Regions from separate parts of the Mus musculus genome. Here region 2 is linked to region 1. The links are chromatin loops, found by intact Hi-C in ENCODE. Cell type or tissue: heart. All regions are shown on one strand. Links, peaks and the distances in the headings refer to the core of each region. The heading gives the core; the rest is flanking DNA.

Region 1 (5,380 bases), core at 302-5,301:
AGGTAGCCCAGGCTGGCCTCAAATTCAATAAGCAATCCAAGATGACCTTGAACTTGCGATTCTTCTTCCTCTACCTCCCAAGTGTTGGGATTATAAATTTGCCCCATCATGCCTGGTTTCTGTAGTGCTGGGATTGAACCCAAGGCTTTATGCATGCTAGGTAAGAAGTCTACCAATGGAGCTATGTTTCCAGCCTTCTTTCGATGATACACATTAAACAGGCAGGAAAGGAAAACAGAGGGAAGGGGCAGTGCCCAGAGGAGCACATTGTGCCAGTTACATCATGGGACAGGTGCAGCTTCTGTGCTGGGGGATCTAAGTCACTTGACTTCAATGACTGTCTATTGTCCTGATTACATTTCAACTTTTGGTGGACACTGCTGAGTGAATACCGTTCCCTGTAGTATGGGTTTGTATTCCTGGAAGACAGCAGACATTGTCAATGTCAACTCTTCTAGAGCAGTCTGGGATCTTGGCAAGTGAGCTTCAAGGAGACAGAGCTGGATGCCTGCCTGTAATCCTAGCACCAGGGAGGCTGAGGCGCAAGGATCAAGGTCTTCCAGGACTACATAGTAAAACCCCATCTCAAAAGTAGAAGTTTTCTTCCTGCTGGTGGGTTCCCTCATGGCTGGGCTTGGAGGAGCTGGATGTGTTCCCATCATAACAGTCTTGGGCTTTGAGAAGAGAAGGGAAGCAGCCTTTGGGGATACCCATAAGAATACACTGAGCCTTGTGGGCTCTGGAGACGGCTAGACTCAGTGGCCAGTTTTAAGTTACTCTCTACTGTTTCTGCGCATCAAACATTCAGGAGCGAGTAAGTCTACAGTCAGATCTCAATAACAGAGTAGAGTGATGTTGGAAGGATCTATCTTCATGAGTAGGAGAGAAAATAGCCCATACCCAAGCCCTGTACTGTAGCGAGATGTCAGCCTCACAGAAGGTTCTGGGCCTCTAGACTGGCATTAATTACTGTCACCATCAACATTTGGGCACCACTATGGTTCAGCAGGTTCCTTCAACAGAGAAAAATGTGGCTTGCTGGAGAGAGAAGTTTATGCAGAGAGAGAGTCGGATGGGCCCAGATAAAGAAAGGCTGTACATTCATTCATTTGTTCAGCAGGTGCTCCTATCAAGGTGGTGATAAGTCATTGAGCAGTCTGCTAGCCAAGAGGGCCAGCAGATATCTGGCAATGTCCTAGGATGTCAGAGAGCTTCAGAAGGTGATGTGATGGACCCTGTCCTCTTCTGTGAGCCAGACCATGGAATGGGGTATTTGGGAAAGAGAAAAAGAGAGGAAGAGGAGGGAGAGGAGGTGGAGAAGATAATAGACAGTAATAGACAATAAGGAAGACCTGGGCTGTTCCCAGAGTAACACAACCTGTTTTTAGAAATGGTTGATGTGACTGGGAAGGGGGGCATCTTAGTTAGGGTTTTATTGTTGTGAAGAGACCACTATGACCAAGACAACTTTTATAATGGAAAACATGTAATTGGGGCTGGCTTATAGTTTCAGAGGTTTAGTCTATGATCATGGTGGGAAACATGGCATTGTGCAGGCAGACATGGTCCTGGAGGAGCTGAGAGTTCTACATTTTGATCCAAAGGCAGTAGAAGGGGACTGAGTTCCACATTGTGTGGAGTTTGAGCATAGGAGACCTCAAAGCCTGCTTCCACAATGACACACTTCCTCTAACAAGGCCACACATACTCCAACAAGGCCGTACCTCCTAATAGTGCCACTCTCCATGGGCCAAGCGTTCAAACATATGATTCTGTGGGGAGGACCATACTTATTCAAACCTTCACAAGGGGTAGGCAGGCTGTAAGAGGTTGGGAGGACTGGAGGGAAACCGTCTTCTGCACATACCAGGACCACTCGTAAAGCTAGCAGCTGGGGTTGCCTGCACGAGAGAAGCCAGTCAGCATTCTAACATGGCGTGGCTGGGGATTCTTGAGTACCCACTCCTGAGGAGCTATGACAGTGGATGTTTCTCAGAGAGGGAGTTTTCTTTAAGGCTGTGACCTCTGGTAGGTTGACCACACTCCTGTGGTTGTCCCCCAACCCAGAGTATATGGACCCCAGAAACTGGAATCCATGTTATTGTTTTTTAAAAGGATATAAAGGTGAGGGGTAGGGCCATGGGAGTGGATGGATCTGAGAGGAATTAAGAGGAGGAGTGGGAGGCATATGATCAAGAGACACTGTGTGATATTCTCAAAAATATTTTAAAAAATTATGATGTGAGCAAAATCCTGTTGGGGGAGGGTGTTAGCACCCCCCCCCCTGTTACCTGGCTAGGTATGCCTGAGTCACTACAAAAGGGGCTGCTTGTCCCCTCTGAGTCCTCTTGCCTTCTGGCTCCTGCCCCCCTCTCTCCCCATTCCCTCCCCCCTCTCTCTCCACGTGCTCATGGCTGGCCTCTACTCCTCTAATCCGCTACTCTCTCTCTCTCTCTCTCTCTCTGCCTTTTTCTGTCTCTATTACCTTCTTAACTCCCCTCCCCATGCCCTGAATAAACTCTATTCTATACTATTACTATACCATGCCCTCAGGGGGAAGAGGTGCCTCAGCATGGGCCCGCAGAGGCACCACTCCCCCCCCCCCCCCACCTGACTACACCTCCACCAAAACATATCCCTTCTCCCTTTATCTTTTTATAAAACACAACAGAGGGGAAGAGGAACTGCCCACCAAAGAGCTTCAGTGATCAGCAGTACACTGGCTCGAGGGTGTGCATGGTGGGAAGTTGAACTGAGCTGTCTGACACTATACTATGCAGGCCTAGCTGGCCATGTCCTCAAACATGCCCCATGCAGAGTCCAGCCTCATCTGCAGCCTGGAGGCTTTACCTACCCAGAATTACTGCTTCCCACCTGCCTAAGGGAACTCCACTGTTAGATACTAGGAATATTAGAAAGGAGGCAGCCTGAGACTCGGGAACCCTGGTATCCTCCCTAACCCCACAGGCAGGGCAGAGAGCATTTGTTGGCACATATCACACAGTCCACCTGTTTCCATTGTATAGGCTCAAGTTAATGCCTAAACTTTTCACACACGTGTAAGTCTTACCATAACCATCAGGTTACTGCAGTCATGAGAGTGCTTTACCAGTCAGGAAACTGAGGCCAAGAGAAGGCAGGTTACCTGCTCATGCTTAGAATTCAAGCATTCAGAAATAGAGTTCAAACTTAGGGTGTTTGTAAAGCCCATGGTTCTCACTTTATCACTTTAACCCCTAGTAGGGGTGTGGGGCTTGAGTGCACACCCACATACATCAGCATACAGGTTAATTTAAGGGGCTTTCTTGTCTTCCCCAGAGCCTCCGAGCCTGGCCTGCATTGGCCATCTCTGCCGCCAGAGGGCGCTGCGATAAGTCGGTGCTCAACCTTGTAAGCGCCGGCGCCTCGGTTGCGCAAGCGTCCAAGCCGGAGAGCGGTGCCCCGCCCCCTACGCCCACGTGACCCGGAAGCGCTCTCCGGACGGTTCACGCTCCGCGTGTGGATCGCTTTGGGGGCTCCCGCGCACCCGCGCCGCTCGTTCCCGGCTCCGGTGCCGCGCTGTGCGGCCGCGCGCTTGGTCGGCGGCCATGTGTTCGCTAGCGGCGGGGAACGGTGGGTGCCCCCTCGCGTAGGGCGGCGGGGCGCGGGTGGGCGGGCGCGGGTCTCGGTGCTGACCGTGTGTGCTCTGCAGGCCGTGGCGCCGAGCTGGGGCCGGAGCCCCTGGAACTGTCGGACAGCGGAGACGACGCGGGCTGGGAGGACGAGGACGCGGACACTGAGCCCGCGCACGGCCGGCAGCACACACCCTGCCTGTTCTGTGACAGGTTCGTGCCGGTGTGGAAGGCGCGCCGCAGCGCCAGCGAGCACGTGGCGGGCCCGAGGCTCCGGCCCGCGCGGGACGGTTGATTGACAAGGGGCTGCTCACGTGGTCCGGGGGGGGCGGAGCCGGGGACCGCGCTCTGGGTTTGCCTCTGCAGCCCAGTCAACCCCACCCCTCACTCTAATTCCCCCCCCCCACCCCCCATACTAAGTCAGGCCTGGCATACCATCACTCTGGAGGCTGAGGCAGGAGAATGGTCAGGAATCCCAGGCCAGCCTTGAGTCACCAAGCTAGACCCTCTCGAAAACACACCCAGAAAAAATCTGAACTTCACACCTTAGTCCTAAATTAGGGATTCCATGAAGGCTGGGTGTTTTTCATTCTGTTCCTTGGATACCAGACTTTGAAAGCGCATAGACTGGAAGCGCGCTTCCATTTCTACCATCCTATAATAGGACGTTCTCTTCTCATGTAACATTCAACTGAGCCATTTAGACAGAACTAGCTCACTTCCATGATTGAGGGAGGAACTGATGCTCTTTGTACTTAGGGGAAAATGAGGCTGCAGAGCCACCAACTTGTTCAAGGTCACGAAGCTGCTGTTTATATTCCTAGGACACACCTTCTTTTCACTTAAAATCCTGCATCTTAGATGGAAGTGACTTGGCTGAAAAAGGGGTGATTGATGTTGACTAGCGCTGCTGGGTCCCGCCCCCTGTGTCGGTTCCTGGTGCTGACTGGTGGCATATTAGTGGTCCTAGGTGGCGCCTCATTGGAGAGGAGAATGACTGCACACTCGTATTTATTGTATTTATTGAGCATCTGTGGTGCAGTGCCCTGTGATAGGCTGCGAGGATGATCCAGATGACCTGTCTTGGCAGACATTGAGAGTTGCCTGTGTGCTAGGCATACAGAAGTGAAGTGCGGAGTCTCTGCTGTATATTCGTTCGTGTCCTTCAGTGTTGGAGGTTACATACAAAAGAAGTGTTATTCTTCACGCTGTAGTGCAGGTGCTGTAGGACTACCAAGGTCACTTGAAATCTGGCACTTTGGGAATGTGCCAGCTGTATAATTGTGTGCTTTGTGTCTAAAAACACTATGCTGGGTTCAGAGGGAGGGGAAAGAGGCTCAACTAGGGAACTTTTGTGACTTGAGAGAAACCAAATATATCAGAGAGAGCTTTATTACCCAGAAGCCTCTGGGTAAATTTGGGGTATTCAGTGTTGTCTAAAACGGTTGTGGTGTAACGCCAGAGGGAGGGAGCTCCTCTTGGGACTTGCTGAGGAGTCCCCCTGAGGAATCTGCCAAAGGACAGGTTTAGGGACCCTGGGGAAGGGGGTAGAGGCAGAGGGAGGGGGACAGAGAAGGACAGAAAGAGAGAGGAAGAGGAGGAAAGGCCAGCCAGGGTCACAAGGGAAGAGAGAGAGGGAGAGAGTAAATGGAGAAAGAGAGAGGGAAGGTGAGGAGAGGAATGGAGGGGAAGGGAGGGGGTAGGCTGTTGCTAGGTAACTGTTGGGTGGAGCCTGGAGGAAGTGCTAACATTCAGTATTTTGACCTCCT
Region 2 (5,380 bases), core at 250-5,249, 1.7 Mb after region 1:
AGGATAAGAAATAAAATATCTATGACAGGAGTTGCAGAGACAAATTTTGGAACTAAGACAAAAGGATGGACCATCCAGAGACTTCCCCACTCGGGCGCCCATCCCATAATCAACCACCAAATGCAGACGCTATTGCATATGCCAGCAAGATTTTGCTGAAGGGACCCTGATATAGCTGTATCTTGTGAGGCTATCCCAGTGCCTGGCAAATACAGAAGTGAATGCTCACAGTCATCTATAAGATGGAACACAGGGCCCCCAATATAGGTGCTAGAGAAAGTACCCAAGGAGCTGAAAGTGTCTGCAACCCTATAGGTGGAACAACAATATGAACTAATCAGTACCCCCAGAGTTCATGTCTCTAGCTGCATATGTAGCAGAAGATGGCCTATTCGGCCATCATTGGGAAAAGAGGCCCCTTTGTTTAGCAAACTTTATATGTCCCAGTACAGGGAAACACCAGGGCCAAGAAGTAGGAGTGAGTGGGTAGGGGAGCAGGGCGCGGGGGGGGGGGGAGGGGGGTGTATAGGGGACTTTTGTGGTAGCATTTGAAATGTACATGAAGAAAATATCTAATCTAAAAGGTGGGAAAAATGGATTTCTAGTATGTAAATTATACTTCAATGAAGCTGCTGAAAAAGGAAAACAACAACAACAAAAACCATTATGAAAATCTATGTAATCTCTGAGAAGGGAGAGTAAGACATTAAAGTAAACAAATGGCTTTGTCTTGGAACTCAATACTAGACTTGTGAAATCCAAACTAGGAAGATTTCTGTGACTTCTTGCCGTAGGCCAGTGAGCTCAGTAGAGCCTTTGGACCCTTCTCTGCAGCAGGAGGACCCTGAAGACCCCAGCCATATTGACATGTATTCTAAAAAGTATCATTCGTGATGGGTTCTACAATGCTAAGTCAGGAGCACTAAGTGGTATAAGGTAGACCATAGCAGCATTGGCCTTAATTGTTTATCTGTCCTTGTGTTGACAAGGGTCTCTGGGAGTTGTGGGTACAGTAGAGGTAACTGTGAAAGTGTGAAGTGCATCTCTTTCCCCAAATATTCACAATACAAGACATTCCTTATCTGCTTGAGGGCAAAAATGATACATTGTATAAGATGCTAAGGCTGGTCTCCATGGAGAGGACAGCTTTACCCCAGATCAGAAAACATTTTACTGTAGGCTGCTCACTGAGAACCTGGCTCTGTCTCCAAGTGCAGGGAGGTAGAGATGCTCTATCTTTTTTAACATTAGCATGCAAAGCAACAGGATTTCTTTGCATTTTCACACATTTTTGTTTTGGTTAATTGTTCCTCTTACTTCCCTGTTCCCTCCTTATTTGCACATTTCTATCCAAGGATTCGCTTTTCCACTGCCATATCGCATATATTCTACTGTGATCTATTTCTCCTCTCACACTCCTGTTAAACTTCTTCTCAAAGGCTGGAGAGATGATCCAGTGATTAAGAGCATGTCCTGCCATTGCAGAGGAACAGAGTTGAGTTCCTAACAGGTACATCAGATAGTTCACAACCACCTGTAACTTGAGCTCCAGGAAATCCAACCCCTCCTCCTTTGGACTCTGCAGACATTGTGCTCCCCCCCCCTCAAACACACACAGAGAGTACACATAATTTACGACAAAATAGAAAATTTTAAAGCTTCTTTCTCTTCTATAATGTATATACACATATATATGTATGTATGTAGATATGTATATGAACAAATATTAAGAGAAGGAAACAGAGAGTTGTGATCACTATGGTATAGAGAAGAAATGTTCCTTCCTTTTCTGAAAAAATATATTTTAGATCTATATGTTTTTTGCAAATTTCATAATTATATTTTTCTTATAGCTAAGTAATATTTCATTGTGTTTCTGTGCCACATTTTCACTGCCTTCTTGCCTGTTGATGGAAATTCAGGATGATCCAATTTCTCAGTTGTTGTGAATACTGTGGCAATAAACATTGGTGTGCAGGTGTTATTATGGGGAGATGTAGAATCCTTGGGGTATATGCCCAGGAGTGGCAGGGCTAGGCTAGGCCATGCATGTACTATCTCTGGTTTTCATGTTTTGAGAAAACTCTACCTTTGGTTTACATTTTCACCACCAGTGAGCAAGGAGTCCTTCTGTACCTCTGTGTCAGCATCTGTTGTCACTTGTTTGCTTGATGATTGTCATTCTGACTGAGTTAAGATGGAATCTCAAAAGCTCAGGAATGGACAGATTTACTGGTGAATTCTACCATAATTTTTATGAAATTTTAATGCCAATGTGTCTTTTTTAGGGTTACTATTTCTGTGATGAAACATGACCAAAAACAACTTGGAGAGGGAAGGGTTAATTTTCACTTAAAGTTCCACGTAACAATTCATCATCAAAAGCAGTGAGGGCAGGAATATGAAGGCAGGAGCTGATGCAGAAGCTATGGAGGGGCACTGCTTACTGGCTTGCTGCTCATAGCTTCCTCAGCCTGCTTTCCTATAAAACTCAATCCCATCAGTCCAGGGATGGCACCATCAACAAAGGGCTTGCCCTCCCCTCAATCACTAATAAAGAAAGTTTTCTACAGACCTTCCTATAGCATGCTTCTATGAAGGCATTTTCTCAATTGAGGCTCTTTCCTTTCAGATGACTCTAGCTTGGGTCAAGTTGACATAAAACTATTCAGCATGCCATATTTCTCAAGCTGTTCCACAAAAATCAAAGGAAAAGAACACTACTACCAAAACCCTCTCACAAGATCAGTATTCCCTGGTACCCAAACCACATAAAGACACAACAAAAGTAGGAAACTACAAACCAAACTCCCTGATACACATAGATGCTGAGTTTCTGCCAAAAGAAGACTTGCCAACTGAACTTGATAATACATTAAGAAGGATGTACATCGCAATCATGCTGGTTTCATACCCAGGATGCAGATTTGGCTCAACATATGCAAATCGGTAAATATAATACACTATTTTAATGGAGCCTAGGACAGATCACGTCACACAATCCTTTTGAATTCAACACACTTTTCACAATAAAAGTCCTGAAGAAACTACGGATAAGAGAAAACCATATCTAAACTGCAGTAAATCTGGAAAAAAAGAAAAACTGAGAGCATTTCTTCTAAAATCTGTTTTTTTGGGGGGTTTTTTTGTTTGTTTGTTTTGGTTTTTTGGTGGTTTTTTTTTTTGTTTTTTGGTGGTTTTTTGTTTTGTTTTGGTTTTTGTTTTGGTTTTTTTGGTACACCCCTACCCAGTCCATTCTGATGACACCAACTATGGTTATAGACAAACTTGGGCCTAGGGTGCCATCTAGTGCTGAAAGAATGACAACACATGAAATACAGACCTGGAGTTTAAGACTCCAAGTACTTAAAAGTAGGGAAATTGATTAACATAACCAAAGACTGAAACAAACAAAAATTGTACACCCCAGTATTCTCTAGACAAAATTTTAAATATGAAACATCAACAGCTGAACATATCAAATGGAAGGAGGAATTGGTGAGCTTGAAGACATGCCGTTTGAAGACACATGAAGGAGAACAAAATGAAGAACACTTATCTGAAATTTGAAGCAGCATTCAAAGGACAAATTTTGAGTTCTAGAAGCACAATACATGAGAGAGAGAAAGACAGGCAAACAGAGACAGAGAGACAGAGAGACAGAGACAGACAGACAGAATAACAGTAAAACACCCTATATCTAATACAGGGGAGCCAAATGTGACTGTTATTTCTTAACTCAGCCAAGTCAATCCCAAGACATTTATTATCAAGCTCTCAAAGAAGAAAGGCAAAGAGGAACTTATTAAAGTAATAAAATTCCAAGTACCAGGTGAGGTGCTCTAACTCGCCTAACATCACCAGTGTCAACAGGGACCTTACTGTCTAGTCATGAACAAGTTGAGTTAGCCACAGTGCTGTATCAAAAGAGAAAAAGCTAGCAAAGGAGAAAATTTCAACATAGGATACTTTAAAGAAGAAAACTTCATCCAGACAACCTACTCTTTTTTTTTTCTTCTTTCTTTTTTTTTATTTTGTTTTTTATTAGGTATTTATTTCATTTACATTTCCAATGCTATCCCAAAAGTTTCCCACGTGCTCCCCCACCCACTCTCACTTCTTGGCCCTGGCATTCCCCTGTACTGAGGCAGATAATGGGGCTCTCTTTCCAGTGATGGCCAACTAGGCCATCTTTTGATACATATGCAGCTAGAGTCAAGAGCTCCGGGGTACTGGTTAGTTCATACTGTTGTTCCACCTATAGGGTTGCAGACCCCTTCAGCTCCTTGGGTATTTTCTCTAGCTCCTCCACTGGGGGCCCTGTGATCCATCCAATAGCTGACTGTGAGCATCCACTTCTGTGTTTGCTAGGCCCTGGCATAGTCTCACAAGAGTCAGCTATATCTGGGTACTTTCAGCAAAATCTTGCTAGTGTATGCAATGGTGTCAGCGTTTGGAGGCTGATTATGGGATGGATCCCGGATAGGGCAGTCTCTAGATGGTCCATCCTTTCGTCTCCAAACTTTGTCTCTATAACTCCTTCCATGGGTGTTTTGTTCTCAATTCTAAGAAGGGGCAAAGTGTCCACACTTTGGTCTTCATTCTTCTTGAGTTTCATGTGTTTAGCAAATTGTATCTTATATCTTGGGTCTTCTAAGTTTCTGGGCTAATATCCACTTATCAGTGAGTATATATTATGTGAGTTCTTTTGTGATTGGGTTACCTCACTCAGGATGATGCCCTCTAGGTCCATCAACCTACTCTTTTTTAAAATGATGGAAATGTATGGTAAGTTCCGGAAAAAAAAACATACCAGAGATAATTTATCACAACCATACCTTTCCCACAATAGACCCTAAAAATGGTGAGAGCAACCATACAGTTGGACTCCCAATGCAGGAGGAGTGTAGACACAGAGCATAAAATGAATATAGCTTTAGTATGAAGACTAAAGCCTCAAAACTAATTGTATTTATAAATCGATGAGCACTATGATGATAAAGTAGGACATCAAAAGTTCAAAATATGGGGGAAATACAATGTGAGTGTAGAAGTTTTTATTAATATTTTTCTTGTATTTTCTTTCTTACATTTACTCTTGTGTGATGTTGATTTTACTTCAAAATAGTTTTCTATATTCAGCAGATGACCATGACACACAAAATCACTCACCTAAGAAACAAGTCTACAAGAACCCAATTAACTAGCAAACAGGCTGGGCTATGGGGGTTTCCCAGTTGTAAAGGATCAAATCATGCCATTGGCAAGAAAAATGAACACAACCAATAATCAGGATATTACCTTCAACACTCAGTCCTATGAGGACAAGTACCACATGCTATCTCTCATATGTAAAAGCTGCGAAAAGGTCATGAAACTA

What was found. Hi-C counts contacts between places; a loop is a spot of excess contacts. Peaks named below come from ENCODE experiments on the same cell type or tissue, not always from the same donor. Only the 100,000 strongest peaks of a DNase experiment are listed, where the experiment ranks them.
Region 2: it touches region 1 in a loop (5-fold over the local background); 2 of 42 quality-filtered maps call a loop at or near these places.

Annotation. Positions count from the first base shown.
Region 1 is chr7:49,774,890-49,780,269 of GRCm38, forward strand. Prmt3 (protein arginine N-methyltransferase 3) reads left to right here and starts at 3,469. Exons shown (of 16, transcript NM_133740.2): 1 at 3,469-3,612; 2 at 3,692-3,824. The coding sequence starts at 3,588. In heart, for the core only: a CTCF peak has its summit at 3,342 (motif pointing right); DNase peaks (open chromatin) are centred at 3,432 and 3,862; H3K4me3 peaks cover 1,448 bases; H3K27ac peaks cover 1,103 bases.
Region 2 is chr7:51,431,766-51,437,145 of GRCm38, forward strand. No RefSeq gene overlaps it. Among named protein-coding and RNA genes, the nearest start is that of Gm33015, 9.6 kb to the right of the region's middle. In heart, for the core only: a CTCF peak has its summit at 3,317 (motif pointing left); no DNase peak of the experiment used is centred there.